Regions from separate parts of the Homo sapiens genome. Here region 2 is linked to region 1. The links are chromatin contacts, found by Hi-C or POLR2A ChIA-PET in ENCODE. All regions are on one chromosome and are shown on one strand. Each heading gives the region's core, a stretch centred on a gene start or an enhancer-like site at or near the end of the contact. The rest is flanking DNA. Distances are from core to core; before and after follow the strand shown.

Evidence for each region. A loop is a pair of places that touch in the nucleus more often than their neighbours do. ChIA-PET counts read pairs that join two places held with the same protein, here RNA polymerase II (POLR2A). Pooled maps may share reads with other maps.
Region 2: POLR2A ChIA-PET joins it to region 1 with 10 read pairs in A673. The contact joins two enhancer-like sites. A Hi-C loop is called at or near these places in 2 of 50 pooled maps. POLR2A ChIA-PET finds 5 or more read pairs at or near these places in 2 of 52 experiments (A673 and activated naive CD4-positive, alpha-beta T cell).

What each region holds. Positions count from the first base shown.
Region 1 is chr17:4,614,503-4,620,413 of GRCh38, forward strand. LINC01996 (long intergenic non-protein coding RNA 1996) reads left to right here. Exons shown (of 2, transcript NR_145431.1): 2 at 2,261-3,145. It overlaps LOC105371498 (a long non-coding RNA gene), which reads right to left. Exons shown (of 3, transcript XR_001752766.3): 3 at 2,499-2,561. It also overlaps the pseudogene RNU6-955P. Among named protein-coding and RNA genes, the nearest start is that of LINC01996, 7.0 kb to the left of the region's middle. Within about 2 kb of position 2,834, at least 2 of the 41 ENCODE cell types and tissues checked have a DNase peak (open chromatin) inside an H3K27ac peak, as active enhancers do.
Region 2 is chr17:4,719,696-4,725,606 of GRCh38, forward strand. It overlaps ARRB2 (arrestin beta 2), which reads left to right. Exons shown (of 15, transcript NM_004313.4): 12 at 521-604; 13 at 698-777; 14 at 891-945; 15 at 1,251-1,802. The coding sequence ends at 1,344. Among named protein-coding and RNA genes, the nearest start is that of MED11, 8.8 kb to the right of the region's middle. Within about 2 kb of position 2,161, at least 13 of the 41 ENCODE cell types and tissues checked have a DNase peak (open chromatin) inside an H3K27ac peak, as active enhancers do.

The sequences.
Region 1 (5,911 bases), core at 1,584-4,083:
AATCTCCTCTGTTTTGCAGTCTCACCAGACACATGAGAATGCTTGCTTTTCCCCAACAGCGAGTGCTGTCAGGTTTTTGAATTTTTAGGAGACAGATGGTTTCAGTGTAGTTTAAATGTGAATTTCTCTTATGAGTGAAGATGAGCATATTTTCATGTTTACAGGAGACTTGTATATCTTGTTCTAAGAACTCTTCTGTCTTTATTCATTTTTCTATTTTTTCACTTGATTTTTTCTTTTAAGACAAAGTTTCGCTCTCGTCACCCAGGCTGGAGTGCAATGGCACGATCTTAGCTCACCGCAACCTCCACCTCCCGGGTTCAAGCAATTCTCCTGCCTCAGCCTCCTGAGTAGCTGGGATTACAGGCATGCGCCACCACACCCGGCTAATTTTGGTACTTTTTTGGTAGAGACGGGGTTTCTCCATGTTGGCCAGGCTGGTCTCGAACTCCCGACCTCAGGTGATCCACCCGCCTTGGCCTCCCAAAGTGCTGGGATTACAGGCGTGAGCCACTGTGTCTGGCTTTTTCACTTGATTTTTAAGAACGTGTGTGTGTGTGCGCGCATGTGTGTGTGTGTCAGAGTCTCACTCCCATTGCCCAGGCTGGAGTGCAGTGGCATGATCTCGGCTCTCAGCCTCTTCCTCCTGGTTTCAAGCGGTTCTCCTGCCTCGGCCTCCCAAGTAGCTGGGATTACAGGTGTGCACCACCACGCCCAGCTAATTTTTGTATTTTCTGTAGAGACGGGGTTTCACCATGTTGGCCAAGCTGGTCTCAAACTCCTGACCTCAAGTGATCCGCCTGCCTCAGCCTCCCAAAGTGTTGGGATTGTAGGCGTGAGCCACCACACCCAGCCAATAACTTTTTCTATATTAGAAAGATTTCTGGGCTGGGCACAGTGACTCACATCTGTAATCTCAGCAATTTGGGAGGCCAAGCTGGGAGGATTGCTTGAGTCCAGGAGTTCAAGACCAGCCTGGGCAACATAGTGAGACCCCCCCCATCTCTATAAAAAGTTTAAAAATTAGCCAAGCATAGTGGTATGCACCTGTAGTCCTAGCTACTCTGGAGGCTGAGGCAGAAGGATTGCTTCAGCCCGGGAGGGCAAGGCTGCAGTGAGCTGTAATTGCCCATTGCACTCCAGCCTGGGTAACAAAGTGAGACCCTGTCTCAAAAAAATAAATAAATAAAAGATTTCTGTATCTCTCTATCCCAGCTCTCTCCACCCACTCTGCCTGTAACCTGACCTAGCTCATGTCACTTCTCACTTGGATTAGAACAACTACCTCCTAAAACTGGTTTCCAGGCCTCACTCTTGTCCTTCTCTAATCCATTGTCCATATTGGAACTAGAATGATCTTAAAATGCACATCTGATCATGTCACCACCTCCAGTGACTGGATTCCTGTTGTCCTTGGGATAAGCAGTTTCTTAGCGGAGCACTGGGGACCACCTCCCCTGGCCGTGTGCTCTGTCCTCTTTTGCCTTCACAGCTTCTTTTCGAAGAGCTGTATGTGGTAACAGAACGAGGGGCTTTGTGAAATTACGCTGGCAGCAGAAATGAGCAGACCTGGTTTCTTAGGTCAGCTACATTGTCTCATTGTCTAAACACCATTTCCTTGGTGAGGCTTCATCAACATCCCACCATCATCTCTGTTCCCGGGGCACCGTGAACTTCATCCTGTCACTCACAGCTCCTGTTTTATCACTAGACTATAAGCTCCCTGAGGGCAGAGCATGCGCCTGCTTCCCTACTGGATCTAGCAGGTGCTCCAGCAGTACTTTTTTTTTTTTTTTTTTTTTTTGAGACGGAGTCTCACTCTGTCGACCAGGCTGGAGTGCAGTGGTGCGATCTCAGCTCACTGAGATCGGCAAGCTCCGCCTCCCGGGTTCACACCATTCTCCTGCCTCAGCCTCCCAAGTAGCTGGGACTACAGGTGCCCGCCACCACGCCCAGCTAACTTTTTTGTATTTTTAGTAGAGACAGGGTTTCACCTGTTAGCCAGGATGCTCTCAATCTCCTGACCTCGTGATCCGCCCGCCTTGGCCTCCCAAAGTGCTAGGATTATAGGCGTGAACCGCCGCACCTGGCCTCCATCAGTATTTCTTAATGGATGGCTTGTACTGTGGAGTCGACAGGTTGTTTGGTGCCAAGTAAATACAGGAGGAATGGAATGAAAGAATGAGTGGTTCAGCCCAAGCTCCTCAAGGTTAAGTGCTTACTTTCAGAATTAATCAGGTGCCATTGAATTTCTTTCCAGTGGGACCTTCTTACTCAAGATGGCTTCAATTCCAATCACCAGAGAGTTTTGAGAACCAGTGGGAGGGGTTCCTGGGCAGCGGGGCTCTGCTCCTACCGGGATTTGTTTATTCAGCTGATGTTAATAAATGAAGCTGAAGGTAACAAGCTGTCACTTAGCATCTCCAGGCTGGACCAGAACTGCCATTGGTTAAGTTTCAGACTTCAGCCCCAAAGTACAGTGTCACCACCTTGGATGAAGGATATTAATTAGTGTCATGAGGGAGATCACAGTCTCATTCCCCTCCGTCACTAGCACGAGACTGAAAAAAAAAAAGAAAATCAAATTCAGTTAGAACAGAGACGTGCTGAGAAGCTGGGCCAGAGACCCCGCGGGGAACCTGCCGTTGTTTGTCAAAAAACGAGGCCAGCGAGGAAGAAGCCAACCATGCCTCCCGCTCCACTCGCTTTGGAACCCACAGAATGTTCAACAGGGCAGCACCTTTCAGTTATTAAGACACTCAGATTCCACCCTGGTGCAGTGAAGCAAACTGGATTAACCACGCGGCACGTGGCAGAGCCACAGCGCAAACCACGGCTCCTGCTGCTGAGGAAAATACAGGCACCTCGGCCACTCTGGGCTGTGGGTTCGACGTGAGCAGCCTCAGGGCAGAGACGGATTCTGTTCATGTCTGTCCCCTCTGCCATCCCAGGTCTCAGGGGTTCTGTTCACCTGACCATGGCAGAGTTGTTTTGCCCACCTGTGAAAACCACTCCAACCATCATGGTTACCATTGCATTGCATGTTGGCAAATTTGGGGAACATCACCTTCCAGGCCACTTACAGCACTCGAATAAGGGCTTTGACAAAACACAAGCGTTATTATGAATATAATAATAATCAGCGTTAGTTGGCTGTCCTGGTGGTTTCTGGTCTGCAGAGGGTTAACAATGATGACAATAACGTTGCCTCCCGGGCTGAGTTTCTCATCTGCTCTATCAGGCCCACCCCCTACTCCGGACTGATTCTCCACATCCCAGATTCATGTCCCCCACCCCCACCACACCAAGGGCAAGAGAAAAACCCGAAGTTCTGCTCAGAACCTTGTCCCCTGCCCCCTACTCCCCTCACTGCAGTTTTCCTGTTAGCCAAGGAATTTCATTCCACAGATCTGTTTGCTTCTTTCTGTTGCTTTAGCCAGCAGGCTTACCCTGACCTGAGAAGGGTGACTAAGGGGAAATGGAGTATTTTCAGCCAGGGGCCATCACAGTTGCTGTATCAAGTATCTTTTCCAGGCAATGGATTTCATGATAGGCGTATCTTTATTCGGGAAAATTAACACACTTAATTTAGAGGGATGGACTTCCCTTCCAGGAACGTTGCCCCCCTCATCTGTCCCCCATGCCACCTGCCGGATCATCTACAGTGACAGCAACCACCATTTTTATCCTGGAGACACCATTAAACCTAAGCCAGGAGGTCTGGCTTGTAGTCTGCACTCCACTTTTGATGAACACGGGAACTCACAGAGCCAGTTTGCTCCTTTGCAATGGGCATGAGACCGGGAGGATCGGGGAGGGGGTTACTGAGCACCTGAGACTCGGGGAGCTGCAGTGGTCCTTGGTGGGAGATCCACAAGGTGAACTGATCGTGTGAATCCGAGCACTCTTTGGAGCCAGAGACACCAAGGAGAAGGCACAGAGGGGAAAGGGGACTGGGCTGGAGTATTTCCTAAAATTGTACTTGCCAGGCCGGGCGCGTTGGCTCACGCCTGTAATCCCAGCACTTTGGGAGGCCGAGGCGGTGGCTCACCTGAGGTCAGGAGTTTGAGACCAGCCTGGCCAACATGGTGAAACCCCGTCTTGACTAAAAATGCAAAAAAATTAGCCGGGCGTGGTGGCACATGCCTATAATCCCAGCTACTCAGGAGGCTGAGGCAGGAGAATCTCTTGAACCCAGAAGGCAGAGGTTGCAGTGAGGTGAGATCGCGCCATTGCACTACAGCCTGGGTGACAAGAGCAAAACTCCGTCACACACACAGACACACAAAAATTGCGTTTGCTATAGGGATGGGGCTATTTTTTATTTTTTAACTTTTTAAATTTTTGTGGGTTTTTTTTTTTTTTTTGAGATGGAGTTTTGCTCATGTCACCCAGGCTGGAGTGCAATGGCACAACCTAGGCTCACTGCAACCTCCGCCTCCCGGGTTCAAGTGATTCTCCTGCCTCGGTCTCCCAAGTAGCTGGGATTACAGGCACCCACGACCAAACCCGGCTAATTTTTTTGTATTTTTAGTAGAGATGGGGTGTCACCATGTTGGATAGGCTGGTCTTCAGCTCCTGACCTCAGATAATCCACCTGCCTCGGCCTCCCAAAGTGCTGGGATTACAGGCGTGAGCCACCACGCCTGGCCTTAATTTTTATTTTTTAACAGACAAGGTCTAGTTCTGTAGCCCAGACTGGAGAGCAGTGGTTCAATCACAGCTCACTGCAGCCTCGAACTCCTGGTCTCAAGCAATCCTCTCACTGTAGCCTCCAGAGTAGCTGGGATTACAGATGCTCACCACCATGCCCAGCAAATTATTTATTTTTATTTATTTATTTATTTATTTTGAGACAGAGTCTCGCTCTGTCACCCAGGCTGGAGTGCAGTGGCACAGTCTCACTGCAAGCTATGCCTCCCGGGTTCACGCCATTCTCCTGCCTCAGCCTCCTGAGTAGCTGGGACTACAGGCACCCCCCCACCACACCCGGCTAATTTTTTGTATTTTTTTTCACTAGAGATGGGGTTCCACTGTGTTGGCCAGGATGGTCTCGATCTCCTGACCTCGTGATCCACCCGCCTCGGCCTCCCAAAGTGCCGGGATTACAGGCGTGAGCCCCGGCGCCCGGCCTAATTTTTATTTTTTAGAGATGGGATCTCACTATGTTGCCCAGACTGGGGGCATTTTTTTTCTCTCATTTTTAAAAATTTTGAGTTAAAAAAAACTTTTTTTTTTTACATAAAAGATATATGGAACACTTCATGAATTCACGTATCACCTTTGCTCAGGGGCTGTGCTAATCTCGGCATCATTCCAATTCTAGCATATGTGCTGCTGAAGTGAGCACTATTCTATCATTTTTAACATCAATTTTATAGAAATGAAATTTACATCCTTTTAAAACAGTTATTTTACCAAGTAATACATGTACACAAATTAAAAAGTCAAATGGAGGCCAGGGACAGTGGCTCATGCCTGTAATCCCAGCACTTTGGGAAGCTGAGAGGGGAGGATCACCTGAGGTCAGGAGTTGGAGACCAGCCTGGCCAGCAGGGTGAAACACCATCTCTACTGAAAACACAAAAATTAGCCGGGCGTGGTGGCGTGGGCCTGTGGTCCCAGCTACTCAGGAGACGGAGGCATGACAATCGCTTGAACCCTGGAGGTGGAAGTTGCAGAGAGCTGAGATTGCACTACTGCACTCCAGCCTGGGCAACAGAGTGAGACCCCGTCTCAAAAAAAAAAAAAAAGTCAAATGGTACTAAAAGCCATATTGAAAAACACTGGCTGGGTGCGGTGGCTGATGCCTGTAATCCCAGCACTTTGGGAGGCCAAGGCGGGCGGATCACAAGGTCAGGAGTTCGAGACCAGCCTGGCCAATATGGTGAAACCCCCACGTCTACTAAAA
Region 2 (5,911 bases), core at 911-3,410, 100 kb after region 1:
ATGTGGGTGAGCAGGAAAGGAGGGTTCTGGGCAGAGAGAAAACAAAGACTCAGAGGTGGGGCAGCCTGGGGTGTTGGAGGAATGGGGAGGTGCCATCGTGCCCTCGGGCAGGAGCAGCCCTGGAGGTCCCCAGCTTCACAAAGGGCTGGATTTCACCTCTCCGGATGCCTTTGTTCAGGGTTCTCACTGCACAGCCACACACAGCAGGCCCGGAGGGCAACTTAGGGAGAAGAACTAAGTACCAGGAGAGGAGGAGGAGGTGAGGTCAGGGGCTAATGGAGAGCCAGACGGTGCAAGGCTGTTAGCGGAGAAGGACGTCAGCTTTTCCTGGAGAGGAGCCAAGGAGGCTCTGAGCAGGGAGTGCAGTGCGCACTGTACCATAACCGCACGGCCTGGGCTGCTGGGGCCCTGGGGGCCTGTGCGAGTTTGTGGTCCTGCCCAGAGTCCCCGTGGGAACCCCACGGTGGGCCAGGTGACAGGGTGATAGGCCCTGGTCTGACTCCAACACCCTCAATTGCAGCGTGAAGGAGGGTGCCAACAAGGAGGTGCTGGGAATCCTGGTGTCCTACAGGGTCAAGGTGAAGCTGGTGGTGTCTCGAGGCGGGTGAGTGTCATGGGGGAGCCTGGGTGGGGGTCACACTGGCTCTCTCTAGTCCCATGTCGTCGTCCTCTTCACGATGCCTCTCCCCTTCCCCAGGGATGTCTCTGTGGAGCTGCCTTTTGTTCTTATGCACCCCAAGCCCCACGACCACATCCCCCTCCCCAGACCCCAGTCAGGTGAGCACACTACCCACCCCAAGCCCTCAGAGGGAGGGCCTGAAGCAGGGCCAGTGGAGGAAAACTGGCCCTTCCAGCACCCACCCCCACACCCCCTCTTCCCGTCCCCCCAGCCGCTCCGGAGACAGATGTCCCTGTGGACACCAACCTCATTGAATTTGATACCAAGTAAGAAACTCATTCCCCTACTTGACCCTCTTGGGACAAAGATTCCTATAACATTCAAATCTGCCCTCATACCTCTTCCTTGCTTTTGGTGGGGAGAAGCGGATTGTAGCATCAAATCAAGATGCCTTAGCCTTGTGAGGCTGCCTCTTGCTGCCTTTTCTTTGTCCCTTCCTGTAAATACCTCTGGTCCCACTGCTGTTCGAACGCCTCTGTCCCAGAGGCCTAGCTTCGGGGAGGGCAGGGAGTGGGAGGCTGGGACAAGAGTCAGAAGCCCTCACCTCACAACCCTCTTTCCCACCACCAAGCTATGCCACAGATGATGACATTGTGTTTGAGGACTTTGCCCGGCTTCGGCTGAAGGGGATGAAGGATGACGACTATGATGATCAACTCTGCTAGGAAGCGGGGTGGGAAGAAGGGAGGGGATGGGGTTGGGAGAGGTGAGGGCAGGATTAAGATCCCCACTGTCAATGGGGGATTGTCCCAGCCCCTCTTCCCTTCCCCTCACCTGGAAGCTTCTTCAACCAATCCCTTCACACTCTCTCCCCCATCCCCCCAAGATACACACTGGACCCTCTCTTGCTGAATGTGGGCATTAATTTTTTGACTGCAGCTCTGCTTCTCCAGCCCCGCCGTGGGTGGCAAGCTGTGTTCATACCTAAATTTTCTGGAAGGGGACAGTGAAAAGAGGAGTGACAGGAGGGAAAGGGGGAGACAAAACTCCTACTCTCAACCTCACACCAACACCTCCCATTATCACTCTCTCTGCCCCCATTCCTTCAAGAGGAGACCCTTTGGGGACAAGGCCGTTTCTTTGTTTCTGAGCATAAAGAAGAAAATAAATCTTTTACTAAGCATGAGTGTGTGTTTTCTCTGTAGTGTTTAGAGAGTGTATGGTGTGCTTATCCATGATTCTGTTAGCTTGTGGGGGAGGACCCAGTCTCTCTTCTGCACCCAAAAGCCACCTGACACGGAGGCTATCAGCAAATGTTTATTGGATGACTGTGCTGTGGCTGTGTTCCAGGGTAAACATCAAAACTTGACTTAGTCCAAACTCAAGGGTGAGGCTTGATAAGGCCACAAAGTGAACTTAGTCATTTCTAGAGGTCACAGTAACTAAACTAACTCGCCTGCACACAGATGCTCACGGGAGCTAGCCAGGGCAGGCCCTTCCCTGTTGCGGCCGACGCACATGACCACCTGTGACCTGTTGTGACCGAGTCGCGTTCATTTCCACTGCTCCTTATGGCTGCTCGAGCCATCTGCTCCTGTGGCTCAGCGGTGCCACAACCGCAGGCCTCACCAGACAAGCCACGTGACGTCTCTGGAGTCTGGTACCTACATTCTAACACAGAAGCTGAGGCTTGGGCAGCAAGAACGTCATGCTGCCGTGGGCCCCTGTCCTAGGGACCACATCTTAGTGCTGTTCATGGGATATTCATCAGGGACTCCCTGAGGCTTGACCGAAGCCCCAGGCTGGGCTGGAGGGAGGTAGCATCACTCCACGAACATTTCTCACCTCCATCATCTGCTTCCACTCCTGAAGCCCAATCTTTCTCCTAAAGCTCCTTCATGCATTCCACAAACAATCTGGATTTGAGTCCCTACAAAGTACCAGGCATAGTATAGCAGTACAACAACAACAACAACAACAAAAACACATTAATTCATTCCCTTTTTTTTTTTTTTCTTTTGAGACAGAGTCTTGCTCTGTCGTCCAGGCTGGAGTGCAATGGTGCCATCTCGGCTCACTGTAACCTCCGCCTCCCAGGTACAAGTGATTCTCCTGCCTCAGCCTCCGGAGTAGCTGGGATTACAGGCGCCCGCCACAACTCCCGGCTAATTTTTGTATTTTTAGTGGAGATGGGGTTTCGCCATGTTGGTCAGGCTGTTCTCAAACTCCTCACCTCAAGTGGTCCACCCGCCTCGGCCTCCCAAAGTGCTGGGATTACAGGTGTGAGCCACCGCGCCAGGCCTCCCTAGTTATTTAACTACAATATCTTTGCTTCAGAGGAGAAGTACTGGAGCCAGGAGAACGCGTGACAGGGAGTTCTGAGCTAGGTTGGGTTTGGGGAAGATTTCCCTGAGAAAGTGACCTTTAAGCAGAGAAGTGAAAGATGAGGGGAGTTCGGGGACCGTCCAGGGATGAGCATTCTGGGCAATGGCAGTGTCGTGTGAAGGCAGGAGGAAACAACACATCTGGGACCTAAAGAGGCCAGAGAGACTGGGACAGAGACAGCCAGAGGCAAAGTAGTTCCTTCTGGCTGCTGAGCCAGATGGGGACAGCTCGCACAGGCCTTTAGTCTATGTTATGACTCGTGACTTCTAGTTAAATCGCCATTTACCCACAAGCTTTAAGTACTGCCAAAAGGCCCGTGACCTTGCTTACCCCGCCACGGCGGCAGCCTCCCCTGCAGAACCTGGACTTTCTCATGCGGAAGAACGGAAGAACCATCCCGCCTAATACCATCTCCAGCATCCCTCCGACTCCCGTGCACCTGCTCCTTGACCTCTAAGCCCAGGTATCTCAATTTTTTTTTTTTTTTTTTTGAGATGGAGTCTTGCTTTCTCACCCAGGCTGGAATGCAATGGTGCTATCTTGGCTCACTGCAACCTCTGCCTCCCAGGTTCAAGCAATTCTTCTGCCTCAGCTTCCCGAGTAACTGGGACTACAGGCACACGCCACCACGCCTGGCTAATTTTTGTATTTTTAGTAAAGACAAGGTTTCGCCATACTGGCCAGGCTGGTCTCGAACTCCTGACCTCCTGATCCGCCCACCTTGGCCCCCCAAAGTGCTGGGATTACAGGCGTGAGCCACCGCGCCTGGCCGATCTCAAATTTTTTTCAGGAGAATCAGAACCCTCGGGGTGCCATGGTAAAAATCCAGAGTTGGGCTCCACCTTTCCCGATTCTGAGTCACAAGGTCCCAAGAAGAATCCAAAAATCCGGATTTTTAATTAGTACACACTTTGAGAAACTGCCCTTTTTATTTATTTAATTAACTTATTTATTATTATCTTTTTTTGAGATGGAGTCTCACTTTGTCACCCAGGCTGGAGTGGAATGGCGCAATCTCAGCTCACTGCAACCTCCGCCTCCCGGGTTCAAGCCGTTCTCCTGCCTCAGCCTCCCGAGTAGCTGGGATTACAGGCACGTGCCACCATGCCTGGCTAATTTTTGTATTTTTATAGAGCCAAGGTCTCGCCATTGCACTCCAGCCTGGGCGACAAGAGCAAAACTCTCTCTCAATAAATAAATAAATAGTCTAATTCAATGGCATTTAGTATACTCACAATGTTGTACAACAATCCCCTCTGTCTACTTCCAAACATTTGGCTTCCTGTATTTTCAATAACAGATAAATTTTTTTAAATTGTCTTTCTTAAGGCCGGGCGCAGTGGCTCACACCTGTGATTTGTAATCCCAGCACTTTGGGAAGCCGAGGCGGGTGGATCGCCTGAGGTCAGGAGTTCGAGAACAGCCTGGCCAACATAGTGACACCCCGTCTCTACTAAAAATACAAAAAATTAGCTGAGCATGGTGGCGGGCGCCAGTAATCCCAGCTACTCGGGAGGCTGAGGCAGGAGAATCACTTGAACCCTGGAGGTGGAGGTTGCAGTGAGCTGAGATTGTGCCACTGCACTCCAGCCTGGGCAACAAGAACAAAACTCCATCTCAGAAAAAAAAAAAAATTCTTTTTGCTTTTTAGGTTCATACACTAGGAAAATTTTTTATATTTATTTTCATGTAGTCAGTTATAATAGCCACACAAAAAAAAAAAAAAAAAAAAAAAAAACAGCTTATGGCCAGGCGCGGTGGCTCATGCCTGTAATCCCAGCACTTTGGGAGGCCGAGGCAGGCGGATCACAAAGTCAGGAGATCGAGACCATCCTGCTAACACGGTGAAACCCCGTCTCTACTAAAAATACAAAAAATTAGCCAGGCGGGGTGGCGGGTGCCTGTAGTCCCAGCTACTCGGGAGGCTGAGCAAGAGAATGGTGTGAACCCGGGAGGTGGAGCTTGCAGTGAGCCGAGATGGTGCCACTGCACTCCAGGCTGGGTGACAGAGCGAGACTCCGTCTCAAAAACAAACAAACAAACAAAAAAACCAGCTGATTGGGTGTTTTGTCACAAAGCTTTTGGCCCTTCTGTTTTCTCACTACTTGACACTTCCTTTTCTTTCCAGCCTATACTTCAAGGTCACCATATCAACCCCTATCTCATCAGCACACTCCACCCTCCATTCACAATCCTGTTCTCAATCCACAGCCTGGATCCATCCAACTATCTCCCTTCTCTGCTCTGAACACAGGGGTTGGTGCTCATACAACCACTTGCTTGTTCATTCAACACATTTTGTTTTTGAGACAGAGTTCTCGCTGTGTCACCCACGCTACAATGCAGTGGCCCAATCTCGACTCACCACAACCTCCGCCTCCCGGGTTCAAGCGATTCTCCTGCCTCAGCCTCCTGAGTAGCTGGGATTACAGGTGCCCGCCACCCCACCTGGCTAATTTTTGTATTTTTTAGTAAAGATGGGGTTTCACCACGTTGGCCAGGCTGGTCTCGAACTCCTGGCCTCATGTGATCCACCTGCCTCAGCCTCCCAAAGTGCTGGGATTACAGGCATCAGCCACCGCGCCTGGCCAACAAACTTTTTTGAACTCATTCTAGGTACCAGACACTAGGTATGAATCTGGGGCTGCTAAAAATATATGGTCTCTAACCCAAGGTGGGCCCCCAACACCCGATAAGCTTTTGTCTCTCTCCATGTCCCTGGTTACCTCCCTCTCCTGCTCCCATCCTATGCACTAATTCTTTTTTTTTTTTTTTTAAGGTGGAGTTTCACTCTTGTTGTCCAGGCTGGAGTACAATGGCACGACCTTGGCTCACTGCAATCTCTGCCTCCCCGGTTCAAGCGATTCTCCCACCTCGGCCTCCCAAGTAGCTGGGATTACAGGCGCC